2 separate regions of the Mus musculus genome follow, and region 2 is linked to region 1. A link is a loop called in an ENCODE intact Hi-C map of the cell type or tissue named here. Cell type or tissue: left cerebral cortex. All regions are shown on one strand. Each heading gives the region's core, and the rest is flanking DNA. Links, peaks and the distances in the headings are about the cores only.

Region 1 (9,940 bases), core at 979-8,978:
GGGAGGCAGGGAGGCAGCTCTGGTGAGAGTTATACACGCAGGAGAATCTGAGTTTGATACCCTGTGCCTGTGTATAAAGGCAAGCGTGGGCCTGGTGTGTGGGCTCACGAGGCAAAGGCATGTAGATCTTAGTGAGTTCAAGGCCACCCTGGTCTACTTAGTGAGTCCTAGGTCCGCCAGGGGTATACCATGAGACCCCGCCTTCTCCCTGATCAACTGGTATTTCCTGGCTACCCACAAAGCAACGTACATCTCTGCTTATGAAAGCAGAGACAAGAACCCAGTCCTATACACTGTCGGTGGAGACTTAGGAGTTAGTAGAATATGCATACATAGATAAAATGATTAAACTAAATCACCCATTAGTTGCAGATGGGTGATTTTTACTTTTGTTTTTGAGATAGGGTCTCTCTAGGTAATCTCAACTGGCTTCAAACACACAGAGATCTGCCTGCCCTGCCTCTGAATCCTGAGTGTCGGAGTAAAGGCACACACCACGTGCCCAGCTTGAGTTCTGATAGAAGGGAATGTGGACCCTTAACTTGTCAGTTATATTTTCTCTGATGTTTTTCTTCTCTGCATCCTCTAACGTGGGACATCATTTTCTCCCCTTGGTTCCTAGAATTATTGAACGTTTTAGACAATGTCCACCACCCTAAGGATCCCCACCCACTGCAGCCAGGGTAGACTTACTATCACAGGTCAGCTTCTCTTACTGATGAAATGACAGAACCCCACAGGACTTGCTAAGAGTCGGGTACGAATTTAAGCACTTCACGTATGCTGTTTGTGAATTTCTCTCAAATACTTGTTGTCTTAGGGTTTTTATCACTATGATGAAACACCACAACCAAAAAGCAAGTTGGGGTGAAGAATAAAAATTTTTACTGAACTCTTCTTCACCCCAGAGCCCCGACCCCTCCCATCTAGAGGTTGTTCTCGGAACACTCCTAAACTTTTCACCCCAAAACTCCTCACCCTAAAGTTCGAAAAAACTGTTCCAAGAACATTTTTGAGATAAAGGCCTCCTGGAACAACCTCAAAATGAACCGGGTACATTGCCAAATGATAGGACATGACTCCTTAGTTACGTAGATTCCTTGATAGGACATGACTCCTTAGTTACGTAGATTCCTTTGGCAGAACTCCATAGTGATGTAAACTTGTACTTTCCCTGCCCAGTTCTCCCCACTTTGAGTTTTACTATATAAGCCTGTGAAAAATTTTGGCTGGTCGTCGATTCTCCTCTACACCACTAGGTGCCACTAGGTGTATGAGTTTCGACCCCAGAGCTCTGTGCTTTCATGTTGCTGCTTTATTTCGACCCCAGAGCTCTGGTCTGTGTGCTTTCATGTTGCTACTTTATTAAATCTTGCCTTCTACATTTTATGTATGGTCTCAGTGTCTTCTTGGGTACGCGGCTGTCCCGGGACTTGAGTGTCTGAGTGAGGGTCTCCCTTCGGGGGTCTTTCAGGGGAGGAAAGGGTTTATTCAGTTTACACTTTCACATTGCTGTCCATCACTGAAGAAAGTCAGGACAGGACTCAAAGAGAGCAGGAACCTGGGGGCAGGAGCTGCTGCAGAGGCCATTAAGGGGTGTTGCTTACTGGCTTGCTCAGCTTGCTTTTTTATAGAACTCAGGACCACCAGCCCAGGGATGGCTCTGCCCACAATGGTCTGGGCCCTCCCCCTTCATTAAGATAAAGCCCTACAGCTGGATCGTATGGAGGCATTTTTCTCAATTGAAGTTCCCTCCTTTTAAGATGGCTCTAGCTTGTGTCAAGTTGATAGAAAACTAGCCATGACACCTACCATTATTATTTTTAATTTCTAGCACTGGAAACCAAAGAACTGATAGTAATTGGTTCAAATTCACGAAGCGAATCAGCTGTGTAGCCGAGGTTGGACCCAGGTTGTGCGGCCACCGTGTCCTTCCATTCTGTGAAGTTTGACAGATGGATTTTATATTTTCCAACACAGTTTTAAAGTTTGATTTTTTGTATTTTATTTTTAATCTTTTTGTAGCTAATTATGATTTAGGTATGCTTAACGAGCCATCCTAGTAGGAATATGGAAGACACTGGTTCTGAGGGTGGTTTGAACTGTACAGACCTGGCCCAAGAGGTTTCAGAAGAGAAGAGTTTCAGTTTGAAATTCTAGAGTCTGTTTTTGTGGTATTTTGGTGAAGAATATGGCTGCTTTTTGCCCTTGTCTTAAGAGTCTACCTGAGGCTAAGGTAAAGAGATTTATATTAATTGCATTGACAAAGGAAGTCTCAGAGAAGCCCAGAAGAGACTTTGTTCTATGGTTTAGTCTCACAAAGAGCATTCTGACCCAGCATAGCAAGCTTATAAAGAAAAAATACAAAATGTATTGTTCAAGTAATAATAATGGGGCACACGGAAGTAGAGCTGTGTTCAAGGAGAAGAAGAGAGTTAGGGAGCAGTGATCTCAGAGCAAGAGCCCACCCAGCTAAGCTTATTGTTTGTATTTGCAGTTGAACAAGGAAGAGTTTGGATTTTTAATCTGGAATGAACTACAATTCAGAAGAATAGAGGGCATCCCTGTGAATCCAGATCTTGAGGAACAGTAGACAACAGAAGCTTAGGCCCAGGCGAGGTGGTACACACCTTTAATCCCAGCATTCAGGAGACAACGCCAAGCAGATCTCTGAGATCAAGGCCACCCTGCAACAGAGCAAGCCCTAGGTGAAGAAAAAGCTTAAAATCCAGGCCTGGTGGTACACACCTTTAATCAGGACACGAAGCAGTGCAGATCTCTGAAGTCAAGGCCAAGTTCCAGGACAGCCAAGCTAAGGCAGTGAAGGAGTTGGAAAACAGAAAGCTAGTGACAGTGTAATAGAACAAGGGGGACATGCTCCCATCCTAGCACGCAGCAGGACTCGGCAGCTTCAGCTGCATAGCTCTGGCTTTAGATTAAATACAAAAGTCAGGACAATTGATGCTGGTTAGCTGGACCTAAGAAATTGTCGGTGATTAAGAAGAAACCACTGAGGTGAAGTCTTCTGGGAAGTGCGTTCTGAGAGCACAGAGAAACTGTGATCCAGAGATGGCCAAGGTTGTATCTCATGCTGCGGCTGGACTTGGTCATGTGTAAGAGTCACCCAGGTGGTGCTGGTTTAGAAGGCATGAAGGGGTCACGCAGAGCAGCTGAGGCTCGGCACTGTAAGAGGCTATGGAAGGCCATTGGTGAGGGTGCAGCCTCAGTTGCAGTTGACAGCCCAGGACTGAAGGGGTCATGCAAAGGAGTTGAGTCTTGGCACCATGAAGAGAGCCTATTGGTGAAGCCTAGTTTCAGTGGAAGACCCCAGCATATTGGCAATGCTAGTGTCATGGGATGATCACTAAGAACAGCAGCGACAATGGAGTGGAGTCAACCAGAGCCTAGAAGGCTACAGAGGGCAGGGCTGGAGAAGTGAAGCAGGCCCTTTGGAGGAACCCAGAAGATCATGTGTGGATCCCAGACACTGGAACAAGAAGCTGTAAAGTTGAAGTTGCCTCGGAGACCCCAAGATGTTCAAGATGCCAGAGCCTGATGAGCTGGCTACCTGCTGAGGAAAGCTGCTAACAGCGAGTGGAAACAGCCCAAGGGAAAGAAGTGTGCTGCAGTCAACACAGATGAAAAAGAAGTTGGAGATGTGAAGGCCGCTTTGACATCAGACAGGGAGAGGCAGAACTGGAGTTTGCCAGGCTGTTTTGTTTGGTCTTGATTGGTCCAGTATTTCCTCACTATGATGTTTTGGAATGGCAATGTATATCCTGAATGATGTTGGAGGTATGTGATTTGCCGTTTGATTTTGACTTTATAGGGGATTACAGTTAAGTGATTGACTCTCAGGACAGATTTGAACTTTGGACTTTTAGCATTGTTGAGACCACTATAGACTGTAGGGACTTTTGAAGTTGGACTAAATGTACTTTGCACTATGGAATGTTTAGGTATGGCCCCATAGAGTCGTGTATTTTAACAAGCCTATGGGGGTTAGGGAGTGGAATGGGTGGTATGAATATGCTTGGCCCAGGGAGTGGCACTATTAGGAGGTGTGGCCTTGTTGGAGTGGGTGTGGCCTTGTTGAAGGAAGTGTGTCATTGTGTGTGTGTGTGTGTGTGTGTGTGTATGTGTGTGTTGGGGGGTGAGCTTTGAGACCCTTCTCCTAGCCACGTGAGAGCCAGTCTTCTCCTGTTTGCTTTTGGAACAAGATGTAGAACTCTCAGCTCCTGCACCATGCCTGCCTAGACGCTGCCATGCTCCTGCCTTGATGATAACGGATTGACCCTCTGAACCTGTAAGCCAGTCCCAATTACATGTTGCCTAAGAGTTGCCTTGGCCATGGTGTCTTTTCACAGTGAAGCCCTAATGAAGACGCCCAGTTAAAGCATTCCACTGCTTTCCAAAGTCCCCAAATGCACATTTCCTCCAATAAACAGTTGGCCTGTCACGCAATACCCCAGTCCCTGGTACCAACTTCTGTCTTAGTTGGGGTTTTATTGCTGTGAAGAGACACCATGACCAAGGCAACTCTTATAAGGGACAACATTTAATTGAGGCTGGCTTACAGGTTTGGAGGTTCAGTCCATTATCATCATGGCAGGAAGCCTGGCAGTGTGCAGGCAGACATGATGCTGGAGGAGCCAAGAGTTCTACATCTTGGTCCTAAGGCAATCAAAAGGAGACTGGCTTCTCTGCCTAGCTTAGGTTTTAAAAAATTCTCATAGGAGATTAGTCCAGTTACAATTTCTTAGGTTCATTGAGATGAAAGCTTTGAAGTAGAAAGAAGATATGCCTTTCCTAGAAAAGCCCAAATGTAATTCAGAGAGAGAGAGCGCGAGAGAGAGAGCAAGCGAGAGAGAGAGAGAGAGAGAGAGAGAGAGAGAGAGAGAGAGAGAGAGAGAGAGAGAGAGAGAGAGAGATATCAGCCTCGAGAATAGAAGTAGTCGAAGTGCTGCTTTCTCCCACTAGATGGCAGTATTTCTCTGCGAACCAAACCTGCCCGTGCAGGCTCCCTGGCAAAATGGCAGGCAGGCTCTCTAGAAAGAGATGCAGGGCACCTGACAGATGCTTCCACCCAAGAAGCCAAATGAGAAACTGTGTTGGTCCCCGAGCCTCGTGACTGAGATACAACTAGGGAAGCTGAGAGTGGCCATAAGTAGAGGATAAAATTTTAAACGAGAGTAACTCAGTGAACGTTCCTGGGAGCAGGTGCCCTTCGGAGGGAAGGTGCCTTCTAACTTCCTAAGAAGGAAAGAAAGTGGTGCTTTCATTCCTTCTTTCTTCATGCATTCACCTTGAACAGTCTGGAATGTGATGGACATGCATCGTTGTTGCAGGTTTGAGAGAGATTTAGTGAGGACTCACTGTTCACCTCTCAGTGGTCTTACTGCCATCTAGCCTCTCCTTTAAACACACAAATGGAGGAGAGGAAGAATCGAGTTTTGCACAGCATCCCTTTGGCAAGGCCACCTTCATCACTCAGAATCTATGGAGACAGCACTACTTTCCGAAGAGTGCTGGGATCTTGCTGTGTATGTGTGTGTATACATATACATATACACACATACATACATAGGTGGTCTCACTGTGTGACACTGGCTGTCACCATATAGACCACCAGGCTGGCCTGAAACCTAGAGATCTGCCCACCTCTGCTTCCAAGTGTTGGAACTACAGGCGCCTGCCACCACAGCCAGCCAATGTATAATCATCCTATCACAACAAAAATGGCATTTAGAAGTGAAAATGTTAGGCTGGGCGTGTTGGCAAACACCTTTAACCCCAGCATTCGGGAGGCAGAAGCAGGCAGATTTCTGAGTTCGAGGCCAGCCTGGTCTACAAAGTGAGTTCCAGGACAGCCAGGGCTACACAGAGAAACCCTGTCTCAAAAAACCAAAAAAAAAAGTGAAACTGTTTCATGTGGTTGTTAGTTTTCTGAATTAATCCATAACATTGTTGTCTGTTTCATTATTTTCATTTATTACTCTGATAATCTACGGTTATTGGAAAAGTATGAAAAATATAACTTCCAATTCCATGTCCCAGATACAACTACTAACTAACATTTTAGCACTATTTTTTTCTCAGTATGAAAAATTAGTCATAATTATTAGTTAGTTATCAGGAACATTTCTGCTTCATCAATAACTGTATTCAAATCAGTAAGCCCTGGAGTGAAACTGCCTGGTTTGATTTCTGTCTCTAACATTGAACTTGGTTTTGTTTTTTTTTGTTTTTTTGTTTTTTTGTTTTTTTTTTTTTGGAGACAGGGTTTCTCTGTATCTCGAACTTGGTTCTTTTGCTTGCTTTATATCACAAAGTCTGCCTGTGTAGCCCAGGCTGGCTTCAAATTCCTGATCCTCCTGCCTCAGCTGCCCAAGAGCATGCTTCTTTTATCTGTACAGCAGAAGTACAGTAATAAACCCCTACCTCATAGCCATAGGGAGCTCACATCTCCTATGTGTCTGCTACAATGCCAAGCACATAGGAAATGCCTTGGAGGTGTGGCTCCATGATAAAACCCTGTTTAGCATTCACAAGACCTGAGGTTCGAGATCCCCAGCACCACAGAGAGAAAAAAAAAAAAGCCCCACAGATATTAGTTTTTCTGTTGTCATCCTATCAATCAAACACTTCCCCCTACTATGAACTCATTTGTTCTCACAGAATTTGGAAAATATGAAGAAATAAAGCCAAGAGAACATGGGGGCTGGAGAGATGCCTCTGTGGATGAATTGGTTACTGTGTAGGAAGGAGGACTTGAATTCAGACTCCCAGCACCCACCTAAAAGCTGGCATAACAGCCGGAGCCAGTACTGAGGGGCAGAGGCGGGAGGGCCCTGCTGGGTCTCAAGTCAGCACACTGCTTTGGGTTCAGTGAAAAGACCTCTTTCAAAAGATGATGTGGAGATGCAAATAAGGGAAGACGTTCTGACATCAACCTCTGGCCAGAACAAGGGAGTGTGTTAAATAATAATCTAAGAAGTCAGTCTGGGCACAGTGCTGCATGCCTACAAACCCAGCCCCTTGACAGGCAGAGGCGGGGGGGGGGGGCATGAGCTTGAGGTCCATGTGTACGATGTAGTGAGTCCTCATCTCAGAAACTACACAGCAGTAAACAACATCCAAACACAACCACGTGCAATGTCACTACCGAAGAGGACGTCACAACCCAGAAATGGTCTGATTTGGGAGTAATGCTTTTTAAAAATTGAACTATGTGGGGTCGTGCGACATAGCTTTTTAAAAAGGATTGGTTACACACACACACACACACACACACACACACACACACACAAACATACTGTTGTTGTCTTCAGACATACCAGAAGAGGGCATCAGATCCCATTACAGATGGTTGTGAGCCACCATGTGGTTGCTGAGAATTGAACTTAGGACCTCTGGAAGAGCAGCCAGTGCTCTTAACCTCTGAACCATCTCTCTAGCCCATCGCTATATGTTAAAACGTGATTTTTATCAACCAAAAGATAATTAATTGCATGAATATTTTGTAATTTTTTTCCTCACCAGATTTTTAACAGAAAATGACATTTGGGGTCCTCAGGAGGGTCCCCATCAATTCACATAAATAAGAGGACTTTGTAATTGGGACGGATGGGTACAGAAGGTGAAGCTAATAATTAAGAAGTTAAATAAACAAGGATGGGTGGTCAGGAGCACGAAGACTGTGGGGGAAATGATGGCCGTGTTCTAGGAGAGGCTATGGTGTGGGCAGTTCCAGGCACATCCCTCTGAAAAGCCATTTCCACTCCAGCTCTGTGAGAGCTGCAGTTACTCAGAAGGAACGAGAAGTCCCTCCGTCTGCTGCATGCTTGTGGTCGCTTCGAATTTTCCCATTTCCTCTCTGTGCCTTAGCTGTACCAGTTAGGAAATCCTAGAGAAGCAACTGGTTTTAGTTCACAGCAAGGAGGGGCCACTGCCCCAGGAGATGGATCTGGGGTCTGGTGCTCCCCAGTACCCACCAGGCAAACCCCAGCAGTCCCAGTCCTGAACCTAAGCCTCAGGGACAAAAACTGAAGGCCAAAGGGCTTGGCACTAACTCCTGGAGGGCCCTGGGGATGCGGTTAGACTTGGTTTAAGAGTGAGTGAGTAGCTACGTCCCATCCCTGTCCCCATGATTTTGCGGTTGAGCCATAACTGCAGGCAGCCAGAGCTTATGTAAGAGAAAAGGCTTGACTGGCTAACAGAAGGACAGGTAGTCAGACAGGAAGGTATTTAGGCACGTGCATACCCGATCAAAGATCTGTCAGGAGTAGGGGAGATGGGTCTAGCAGCGAGGCAAATTATCACCTCGTTTACCTATTGCATGTTCTTCAGCGCCTTCACAGCTCTAGAGCTGGACCGGAAAGCCAAGTCCCCTCTTGGCAGATGGGTAGAAAGGGCTCCATGCCAAATGATCTGAGCGAACCTGGCAGAGCCCGATGCTGGCAAGAGAGATTGCCCTTCGGGCTCTGATTTCTCCCTAGAGGGCTCGGGGGCGCTCTCGTGTTTGAGCTTTGTTGCCAGTGTGGCATTATGCCCCAATGAAATCAATATGGCTGCAATTACACACAGGCGCTCCCACCTTTCCCTCCCACCCCCCACAGAGCCCCAGCAACCAGCCCCACACGCCCACCCTGCAGACTGCAGAGTGGCATGCCCATGCTCAGCCCAGCTTCCTCTTGACAGGCTGTTGTTATTTTCTATGTGATACGATGGTGCTTGAAGTATGAGGAAAGATGTTTGGATTGTAAACAATCAGTTGCTTCCAAGTGCGCCACATGTTTCTTAGCGTCTCACTGCTCCTGGTAGGCTTCGGGGCTGGCCTCTCCTGTCTCCGCACATGCTCTCCTGGCGGTAGCTGGAAATGTATGAGTCTGCTTTAAAGCTGTCCTCGTATCCTCGTCCTGGTGCAAACATGTCGAAATCCTTCCCTGTCCTGTTTACCTGTTTACTGGAAGCTAATCACGCTCGAACAGGGTGATGTGCACACTGTAGCTTGCTCTGCTAATGAAGCAACTAGCGGAACCAACTGGCCTCGACGTGCCTCAGAATCAGACTGAGAAACGGCAGGGCTCTTGTGCTGCAGAGGATTTGAGAAATACCAGAGAGAGAGAGAGAGAGAGAGAGAGAGAGGGAGAGAGAGAGAGAGAGCGAGAGAGAGAGCGCAAAACTCGGGGCGTGGGGAAGGGGGCAAGGGGAAATAAGATTTAAAACCGGGACTGTAAACATATTCCAAATTCCTTCACTGTTGTTTCCTCTTTGTAAGATGCGGAGAGCGCATCTCATCGCACAGAGATAAGTAAGGATTCAAAGGCATCTTTTGGAAACCTGAGCTTGGAGGTGGAGGGCTGCCTGCAACTCATGCAGAGGATTTGGGTTTGGTTCCTAGAATCCTCATGCCAGCTCACAACTGCTCATAACTTTAATCACAGAGGATCTGACACTCTCTTTGACTTCTGGGGGACCTGCACTGCGCATAGTATGCAGACACACATAGATGCATATAAAATAAAACAAAAAAATCCTCATGGAACTATTTTGAAAAAGCTCCAAATTACACTGCTATTAAGTGTCTATTTAGAATCATAACTCAAAAATGACCTTCTTATTACTATATTGAAATAAGTATCAACAACAAAACATATTCTGTTTGCCTGGGAGATTCCCGATCATAGGATATCGCAGCATATTTTGAGAAGATCATAAACTAAGGTGAAACTGTGTGAGTGTATGAAACTCCTTTTAAATAAGTCGTACGTTTTAAAAAAATTCTCTGACAATTTCATATAGTGTATTTTGATAACTTACACACACACACACACACACACACACACACAACTTTACCCTCTCTCATTCCATCCACACACATTCTTTTTTCCAGAAGGTTCCTCTCCTGGTTTTGTGTCTTTTTTTTGCTCGTTTGCTT
Region 2 (9,940 bases), core at 1,109-9,108, 140 kb after region 1:
GCGAGGCAAAGCCAAAATGAAAATGCAGGTAAGTGTGTTGGAGAGCAATGGATCAACAGAACTGAAAGGCGGGAGGGAGCGGGGTATTAGAACGGAAGAGCGACACGAGCCCAGCCTCAGTTTCTCTCTGCACCTGTCTCCGTGATTCTGGGCTTCCAAGTGCTGCTCAGCGACTGGCGGCTGCCGCCACCCCTCGGAAGTGAAGCTGCTGCTAACCGCGGACCAGGAGCAGCGATGATTGCGGTGGACTCCGGCAGCTTCGCTCCTGCGCTGCGTGGCTCAGGTGGCCAGAATTCCACGGGGCTCCGAATTTACACAGGTTTATGGGTTCCCACCGAGCCAGGCGTTCAAGAACTTTACCTCAGTCACTCACTCGTCCTGTCCTGCACCACCGCAGCTGCATCTCATTCCTGTCCATTGTCGTTGTCTCCCTTCGCCCCCCCCCCCGCGACCCCCAGTGGTTCGGCTTGGCCTGAAGCCAAGGGGCAGCAGCCTGAACCCATCTCTGCTTCCCCGGACCAGGGCTCCGAGGAAACAGCAGGTGGCTCACTTCGCCTTGGGAGAGCCTGGTAGTTGAGCTCAGGTCTGACGAGGTCTTCACTTGCCTTAAGGGGAGATGCTGCAACTCCCAGCTTCGCGCCCCCCCCCCCACCTCCCACCCCGTGATCCGAGGGGCAACCTTAGACCTCATTAAATCTCTTGGGAACTAGGTTAACTAGATGGGGGAAACCTAGTTAACGCTGTTGTCTATGTGGCGCGTGCATAAAACTCAGTGTGGCCATCGCACCACTAACCCCCACTTAGTGGTACTGACTCACCTCTATCCCGGGAATGCGGGGCTCAGTGAGCTCCAGCCTGCGGAAGGAGCTCGGAAAAGGAAGAAGGGGCGAGAGTGTGGGAGTGCTGGGTGACCTGAAGCTCAGGGTGGGGGAAGGGCTGGGCCCCAGAGGAAGGTGGGGTGGGGGTGGGGTGACCACAAAGGGATAGGAGGAGTCTGTGTACAAAGGTGAGAAAAGAGCCTTGAACATTCTACTCCTGAGAATGGGTCCGTGGAAAGGGGGAGAAGCAAGGGAGGTCAGGGCCCCTCGGGCTGAAATGCAACTTGCAGCCCGCAGCTGGGTGCAACAGTTGCTGCGGTTTTGTCCACACCCCCCAACCCCCCACCTCGCCAGAGAAGAGTGGCAAGCAGTGGTAATGGGCTCCACTTCCTCAGTATGTGGGGTGCTCCTGGGTCTACCCTACCAGGGAGGTGCTGGAAATAGTACAAGTGCCTCTTATTCACGAAACCCAATAGAGGGAATTATCACCTCTTGTTAGCCTGGGTGGGTCTCCTCTGCTCCCAGAAACTAGTTGCTTCTCTAGAATCCAGTCTGCACTGGCTAAATCCACTTTACAACTAAAAGGGCACACAGGACTTGTCAAAGGAGGGGGATGCTTCCCATAAGTGCTTGGAAGCCTGGACTCCCCCACCTAAACCTCCACATCGCACACACTGGAATAATTCTGAGGAGGCAGGAGATTAGCTCCGGAGCAGTGAACCATTCCTGACTTTGGTCAAAGAAGCAGAGGCCAAGTAACTCCTGGACACCTGGCAAAAGCAGGGAAGAGAATGGAAGTTTAGAACAAAGCTGTGGAGGACTTGGAACCCAACCCCAACATTGACTTCTAATCAGTGGTATCTGTAAAATGGGAACAATGACCCTTCAATGCCAACGCCAAAGAGGGGAACTGGGCAACCAGTTTGTGTGCTGAGCCCAACAGAAGTTCATTTCCATCCTTGTCCAGTGCTACCCGGATGTCATCCCACCAAGAACTTGGATCAGGACAGAGATGCATTTCAGTGGCCAGGATCATTAAGAGCAGGTGGCTGGGACCTGGGAAAGTAGCTCACGTCTCTCCAAGACTTAGTTTTCTCTTTGTAAAATGGGAGCGATGCTTCTCTTTAGGGCCAGCTAGAGAGTAACTGAAAGAGCCAGTCAAAACCGGCTGAACGCGTGCGGGGGAGGGGGCGGGGTGTTGGGGGGCGCAGCTCAGATAACCTTGAAGCAATCACCAGCTCTGCCATTCTAAAGGCTCACTCACACCCCACAATTCGGAGTACAGAAATGACCTGTTTATTGAATACACCAATAGATCCTTGCCCACAGATGCACTGTTTTACTGTTACTAGTCCTTGCACAATTGCTTGAGAAGGCCTTTGGAAACATTCACCGCGCGCATGCACGCCACCTGCCAGCCAGGCAGGCAGACGTACAAAACCCTGGCGAGGTCCGGCTGGGGCTTCACGCTGAGTTTTGCCAAGCTCCGCCGGGTTCTGACTCCTGGAGTGTCTTACCGCACACGGTTGAGCTCCAAAGCTGCCATTCTACAGTCCTTCTGGCTTCCGGACCTCCAGTCCTCACCCCCACTCTCCGGTGCCAGAAGCCTTGCCTGCCACCGCCACCCCGGGAGGATTCTGCGCAAGGACACCGCTCTTCTTGGCAGCCAGGCAGAATCGCTGCCTGAATGCTAGTAGGAAGGAAGGAAGGAAGGAAGGAAGGAAGGAAGGGAAAGGAAGGGGGAGAGCCAGGACCAAATAGGGAACCAGGGAATCGGTGGGAGGTCTGCGCCCTGGAGCCCCGCGAGAGTCGCCCCAGCCGGTTTGGCACTGGCTCCTCCTGGGCCGCCAGGCTGCGGAGCAAAGGCCGGCCCTTACACGCACCCGGCCTTTTGTGCAAAGGCAACACAAAGGAGAGGGAAAAACACGTCTTCCGTTTTGAAGGAGGAGGCCAACAGCTCAGGACGCCTAGGCAAGCCAGGAACTCCCGGAGCCCGGCCTGCCGATTAGCCTAGGCAAGTGAACTCTCCATTCCCAGGGAAGGCATATTGGTCCAGCTGCGTGTGTTGGTTGGAAACGCGTCTCTAGGGCCCACCCAGGACACACAGGCAGGAGCTAGATCCTGACACCGGCGAAAAGTATCTCTCGGACCAAGAAGGACAAGCGGGGGCTAACCCCGACTAGTTTCCGATGGGGTGGGAGGAGTAAAGGAGACGCACGGAATTGTGTCCAGCCTCTGACTTGCCTCAGAGCCAGAGACCAAGGGACACAGATGGCCCTCAGGCGGCAAGCAGCTCTCAGACGAAGAGAAGGCAGCTGAGAGGAGAAGGAGACAGTTGGGAGCTGCCCGTCAAAGCTTCCGACTTAGAGAGTGAGGACCACCAGATGCCTGGAACTGCTGGGACAAGCTAGTTAGCTAACCAGGCTGCTACGCTAGCCACAGGGCTAGGGGAAGTGGAAAGGCTGGGGGTGGGGGTGGGGGACGCAGAGCCAGCTAGCGCTGCGCTCTTGCCTTCCGGCTCCTTTTCCAGGCTCGCCGCTGTAGAAAGGTTTCCCCAACTTTCGTCCGGGTCTCCAACTCCAGCTACTGGACCAAGTGTACAGAATGTCAGGCAGTTCTCCCGCAGACTTCCGGACGCAGAAGAGACAAACCAGTAGAACGCAACAAAAGAAGGAACCTGGGCGCTCGGATGCTCCGGGCAGTCACACTAGCCTGGGTGGCTGCAACCTATCTCCCGCATATTGTACCGCCTGAGGTTTGTTAGGGACTTTGGAGATCCACATCCCAGCTGGTGGCCCCACAGAGCTCACCCCCACGTACGCCCTCTCTGCGGTTTGCCAACGAAGGCCCAAGAGTGGTCCTCACATGCCCAAGCTCCTAATCCCCACCACAAGCCCCGTGTGACAGATTCTGCTAATTGAACGGTTATGGGTCATCCTCATAACCGTTGGGCGACATTATCACCACGCTTCAATTCTTCATGTTTTAAATACATATTTAACGGATGGCTGCAGAGCCAGCTGGGAAACACGCGGGTCGGAAAACAATGCTTCAGAAGGCACGAGATGAGGGGCAAACGCGCCAGCCCACTGACACTCGAGGGTGGACCCCAGGGGGGGGGGCGGGGGAGAACTTAGCACGAAATGAGGAGCAATCGCCTGAGTTTTCATGCCTGTTCTGACTTTGCTACAAGAAGACCAATTACTGTTTGTCTGCTTGCTTGTTAAAACTACATATGCGAATTCAAATACCAAGCAATGAGAAGTAACGAGAAAAGACCGTTAAAACTCCGTGAGAAGGAATTGGCGCTTATGTTTGGGGGGTGGAGGAGAGGTAGCACCCGAGATCTGTAAAAAATAAATATCCCAACAAACAAACAAAACGCATTTGAGCTGGAAATGTCCGGATGTGAGAAACAGTTGGGGGTGGGGATACAACCTACTGCCCCCATGCTTGGGCACTGCCAATTGCTCGCATCCATCCACGGTAGGCAGGGTCACCTGTATGGGCCTGGCCGTATTTTCTCCTGGAGGCTTGCTGAAATCAATTCCTAGGTTTTCACTTCCATAAAATGGGTGAGTGTATAGTTATCTCTAGACTTCCCCAGGCAATTCACCCAGATCCAGTTTCTCAGCTTTGTATGTGTGTGTGTGTGTGTGTGTGTGTGTGTGTGTGTGTGAGAGAGAGAGAGAGAGAGAGAGAGAGAGAGAGAGAGAGAGAGAGGCTGCTACCTATAAAAGACGTCCCAAGGCAGCTAGGAGTGTGTTTCAAGTATCAACTCCCATCCACAGCGGAGAGCCTCCGATAATTCTTTGCAAATAATGTTGCCTCTACTCCAAGGCTTGGGCACCAAGATGTTGGAAGTTCAGTGGCTGGGTTTCCCTGAAAATGAATGAGGTGGAAGTCGTTAACCATCGATGCGTTGGCGCTTTGACTGTATTGAAAATAGCTCTCCGGAGCTTCTACACAATCTAAACTTTATAATGAATTGCGATTTCTTCCCAGAGTGCTAAGAACCTTTCTCTGCTTCCTTGCCCGCCCCGTGCTCTCCAAGGCCATGCCCCCACCTGGGGGCGCTACCGCCTGTCCCCAAAGCTGCAGCAACTGCCACTAAGTAGAAAGGAGCTAAGGGAGTGGGGGCCTTCTGCGCCGCTAGTGTTTTCTTATGCAACCACAAATGGTCACAGTTTGATGAAAATCACTCGATAGGTCGGCAGCGGGAAACAGGAGGAGGCGGGAGGGCTAGCAAAAACTCCAGGTGTGGCAAGCAACCTCGGTGTTCATTCTCAGCCATAGAACTGGTTGGCCATCGGACGAGTTTGCAGATTCCCCGTCTCACTCCGTACCCTGGCCTGACGCTACAGTGACAATATTTATATTGAAAGTTGCAGGCGTTCCCTCTCTGCCAGGGTCCCCAGACTTCTTTAGCAGCCCCGCTAGCCCACCCGCTTCTTCAGCTCGCCCTTTCCTCTCCCTGCCCAGGTCCCTCCTCCCATCCCTCCTCGCGAATCTCTCTACCGCGGGCGCCCATTGGCTGTGTGCTGAGAGGAGGCGTGTGCCGGGCCCGGCGGGTTTCATTGAGCGGAATTAGCCGGGTGACATCAGCTTCGCAGCCCCTCGGGCCGGCCCAGCTCATTGGCGCCTCTGCCCCTCCAGGAAAAGCACATTGTTCCCGCCCCCCGCCCGGACCACCGCCACCGCCGTCGCTGCTGCCTCCACCCAGCTATAAAAACCAGCGGAACCCCGAAAGGTGTGGATGCTTATTACAGACCGAGCCAACACCAGCGCCCAGAGCCAGGTTCTCCTCCGCAGCGAGCACCTCAAATCTAATTCACAGTAAGTGTCCCCGCCCCTTAACTGCTCCAGCCTAAACCCCGAAGACCGACTTCTCCAAAGTGGCTAGGATTTAGGATGCACCCTACAGTGCTGGCCTACTGGCCGAGATCCCGCCCCAATAGGTACTAATGACTGCCTGGGTGTCTACACTCACCGCAGCATCCCAGGCTCCAATAACTCCTGTTGCGAGTCCGCAAGCTAGCCGCGCGGTCGTAGAACCAGCGCTTAGAAAGTGAATCCAATGCGGGCTGCCAGTGCGTGTGTTCACGCTTGCCGGCGTTTGCTGCGTGTGTAGATGGCGTTAAAGGCAGATGCGTCTGAGCACCAGATAGAAAATACTTCTCTATTCAGATCTCCGGTCCAGAGAAAAGTCCTCATTTATTCCAGGCCGGACTGAAGAAATAAAACCTCTAGAATGTCCCTCATTGAGGGCCACCCAGAAGTCCCTGAAATAAAGTAACCGGTGGATGAGTGGGGAGGAGAGAGATTAGGATAACTTGCATGCCCCGGGCTGCTAGAAGGCCAGACTGCCGCGGCGTAGATGCCAACCACCTTTGCGGGTTCCTGGAGCTGCCGTGCAGGCGGGGACGGCGATTGTCTCACTTCTTTCTCCACACCCTGTGTGTCTGTCTGTCTGTCTCTGTGTATGTGTGTGTCTGTGTCTGTGTATCTGTCTGGTTCTCTCCTCAAGTTCGGAAGGTTGAAAAAAGAAGGATCATTCGAGAGCTTAGATCATCCCTGGGGCCATGGACTCGGACGCCAGCCTGGTGTCTAGTCGCCCATCGTCCCCAGAACCCGATGATCTTTTTCTGCCCGCCCGGAGCAAGGGGGGAAGCAGCAGCGGCTTCACAGGAGGGACTGTGTCCTCGTCCACGCCGAGCGACTGCCCGCCAGAGCTGAGCTCCGAGCTACGAGGGGCCATGGGCGCGTCAGGCGCGCATCCCGGGGACAAACTGGGCGGCGGTGGCTTCAAGTCATCTTCCTCCAGCACCTCCTCGTCCACGTCCTCGGCGGCCACGTCTTCCACCAAGAAAGACAAGAAGCAGATGACTGAGCCCGAGCTGCAGCAGCTGCGCCTGAAGATCAACAGCCGCGAACGCAAGCGCATGCACGACCTCAACATCGCCATGGACGGCCTGCGGGAGGTCATGCCTTACGCGCACGGGCCGTCGGTGCGCAAGCTCTCCAAGATCGCCACGCTGCTGCTGGCGCGAAACTACATCCTCATGCTCACCAACTCGCTGGAGGAGATGAAGCGACTGGTGAGCGAGATCTACGGGGGTCACCACGCCGGCTTCCACCCATCGGCCTGTGGCGGGCTGGCACACTCGGCGCCTCTACCCACCGCCACGGCGCACCCCGCGGCCGCCGCGCACGCCGCGCACCACCCGGCCGTGCACCACCCCATCCTCCCTCCCGCAGCCGCCGCCGCCGCCGCAGCCGCCGCCGCCGCAGCGGTGTCCAGCGCCTCTCTACCGGGCTCCGGGCTGTCCTCGGTCGGATCCATCCGGCCTCCGCACGGCCTGCTCAAGTCACCGTCGGCAGCCGCAGCCGCCCCTCTCGGAGGCGGGGGTGGAGGCAGCGGTGGCAGCGGTGGCTTCCAGCACTGGGGCGGCATGCCGTGCCCCTGCAGCATGTGCCAGGTGCCGCCGCCGCACCACCACGTGTCGGCTATGGGCGCCGGCACCTTGCCGCGCCTCACCTCCGACGCCAAGTGAGCCGGCCAGCGGGGGTGCGTCCTGGAGAGCCAAGGGCTGCGGAGCAGCGCGGACAGGCCAGCGCTGGGGCTCCGGGGCTCTGTTGCAAGAAGGGGAGCTGGACCACGGGCTGGGCCTAGGGGATTATGGGGAGTCGAATATATGGGAACCGAAGCAATGGGAGCATTTGAAGCGATGGAGAGATGCGTTCGTTCCAGAACCTGGTTGACTCTTTGGCTGAACACTCCAAGGGTCTGGGAGGCGCCATTGTACAAAACGGCCACAACGCGCGGGTACTTTCATCCCTGGAACTTCCTGCCTGCACCCCCAGGAAGTCTAAAAACTAACTTTCCGGTGTACAAAGATTGACTCCCTGTCTGGGCTTAGACGAGACGCAGAGCACTGCACTTGACTTCTTTCCCCCACTTCAGGCGGGGTAGGAGACTCCCAGGAACCGCACTGCAGAAGCGACCTCTGGGCCTCACCCTGCAGGTTCATCCCTGGCCCAGGGCCAGGCACTAAGTTAGTAGACGCTGGCGTGGGTATCAGAAGCACTTAGGGTCCTGTGGTCTCAGAAGTGTGGCCTTCCCTCCTGTTGTCTCTCCTGTTGATTTGTGGTTTCCTAACAAATCTGTGAATGTTCCTTTTCAGAGCACAGGAGCAAGCTTTACAGACGCTTAAAATAGCACTTGTGGAATGGAATAATCCCAAAAGTCCCGATATGGAACGGAATCCTTTTTGGGTCTTATTTTTAAATAGATCTCCCCCCACACACACGCACACACACACTCACGCAACACACATTCTAAGCACACATCAATTGGTTTCTTACCCGACTGGGGACGCTGTTTTTTGGTACCTGGGGGCTTGACAAAAGAACAACATCAAAAAGTTGCTGTGAATATAGTTTGAGCTTTTTGGGAGGGGGTATTCTGTTGGGTTTTTAATAATTTCTTGTGTGTGTAAATATAATATCAACGAAATGCGCGATGCGAAGCTCTTTGTTCACGTGACTCCCCCCTCCGTCTAAGCCCGCTGTTTTCTTTCTGTGTCGTTGCCCTCCCACACACACACCTTTTGCCACCGTTAACACGAGGGGCAAACCCCTTCATGCGCGCTCCCTGGCGCGACCTGCATTACAACGTGGGCTTTACTGCGCCTGCCTCCTAACCTTCCACCTCTTCCGCGCTGCCCCTGCAGAGTGTATCTATCACCTGTTTTATTTTTGTAAAGAAAAAGAAGTGCTAAATAATATTTATTACTTGTTTGGTTGCATAAAACGAAACAAATGATGGAGTGTTGAGATTTTAAATAAAATTTAAAGCAAGGCAGGTGTTTTCAGTTTGTGTGAGGGAGTTACGGGGGAGGGACAAGGAGACGCTAGGGACAGCGATTCCTCTGGGGACGGATTTGTAGCTCGTTTTGCTGGCTTAGCCATGGAGAAAGATAAGGGATTTTTACTACTCCCTCCCTCCCCCAACACATGTTTTCTTTAAAAGAGCACGCTCTCCGGATGTGTATCACAGCTTTCTTGTGCTTTTTTATTTTGCACGCCTAATTGGAAACTCCCTTTCCCCTTCTAGTGAAAATAGAGCTAGTTCAAGAATGAATTTTCTTTCCAGGAGTGCCGAACTTTGGACCTTCAGGGCCAGGGACCGAGCCTCTGCGGAGGTTCTGGGAGCTTTAACAAAGCCCTCTTCAGCCAAGAGTTTCTTTTCTCTAAGCTCAGGAGCGTTCACTGGGCCTCACAGCACCACTGGATTCAGCTGAGCCGACTCTTGGGTCCCGGTGTACCGGCAAAGCCTGGGAATTTTGTGCAAAGCTCTGCAGGGGTGTTTGATGAGGATTCACCAGTCTCTTCCATCCTTTCTCAGCCTGCCCGTCCGCCACCGGCAAAGTGTGGGCGCTGGGAACCTATGGCTCTGGGAACCTTCCTGGTTTTAGAGGCGGCTCTCTTGCGGGGGGGGGGGGGCTGTGGATTTTTCTGGGGCAACTTCTGTCTTTTCACAGTCACTGAGTGTCTTAGAATCCTAAACAGTGGTGCAAAGGTAGGGTTTTACTCTCAAGAGAGATTCTAAGAGAAAATTTTTAAAGCTTCAGTTTCCTGGATAAAACTTGAAGCAGATTCAGTTCCAGTCGCCCCTCTGTCACCAATTTCTGAAGTGTCAGCCTGATGCTGGGCATCAGATCCTTTAACAGATGACATGTTGGGTGATCACTGGCAGACGGTACCTAGACTTGGAAACTGAGAGTTCTTTTTGTTGTTTGTTTTGTTTTGTTTTGTTTTGTTTCTTTCCTCCCAGCTGGGCTGGTTCAGGAACGCGTTACTTGGACCCTAGTGAAGGAAGACCTTCTGTGGACCCATAGGCTAGCTCTGGGACAAGAACGGCTCCTTCCTCCAGTGGGTAACGCCTGTCTGCTAGCCAGAACTTCAGGCTCTGGTGTGCCCAGCGTGCTGTGGGTCCTACTTTGCTTATCACAAAGGCCTTCATTTGTTTCCTCCTTAAGACTAGGAGGCAGATGTGGAATGGAGAAAGGAAAGAGAAGACTAAGCTCAAGAAAAGGCAGGGTTCGGCAGGTCTGGTTCTG

What was found. Hi-C counts contacts between places; a loop is a spot of excess contacts. Peaks named below come from ENCODE experiments on the same cell type or tissue, not always from the same donor. Only the 100,000 strongest peaks of a DNase experiment are listed, where the experiment ranks them.
Region 2: a loop joins it to region 1, with 4 times the contacts of the local background. A loop is called at or near these places in 14 of 42 quality-filtered maps.

What each region holds. Positions count from the first base shown.
Region 1 is chr16:91,076,667-91,086,606 of GRCm38, forward strand. It overlaps a transcript of 4932438H23Rik not described here. Among named protein-coding and RNA genes, the nearest start is that of 4932438H23Rik, 12 kb to the left of the region's middle. In left cerebral cortex, for the core only: a CTCF peak has its summit at 5,000 (motif pointing right); DNase peaks (open chromatin) are centred at 5,003 and 6,791.
Region 2 is chr16:91,220,000-91,229,939 of GRCm38, forward strand. Olig2 (oligodendrocyte transcription factor 2) reads left to right here and starts at 5,551. Exons shown (of 2, transcript NM_016967.2): 1 at 5,551-5,654; 2 at 6,346-8,678. The coding sequence starts at 6,401. The coding sequence ends at 7,372. It overlaps Gm52261 (a long non-coding RNA gene), which reads right to left. Exons shown (of 2, transcript XR_003951962.1): 2 at 8,580-9,940. In left cerebral cortex, for the core only: a CTCF peak has its summit at 4,899 (motif pointing right); DNase peaks (open chromatin) are centred at 2,463, 2,619, 4,965, 5,394 and 2 more places; H3K4me3 peaks cover 4,837 bases; H3K27ac peaks cover 2,822 bases.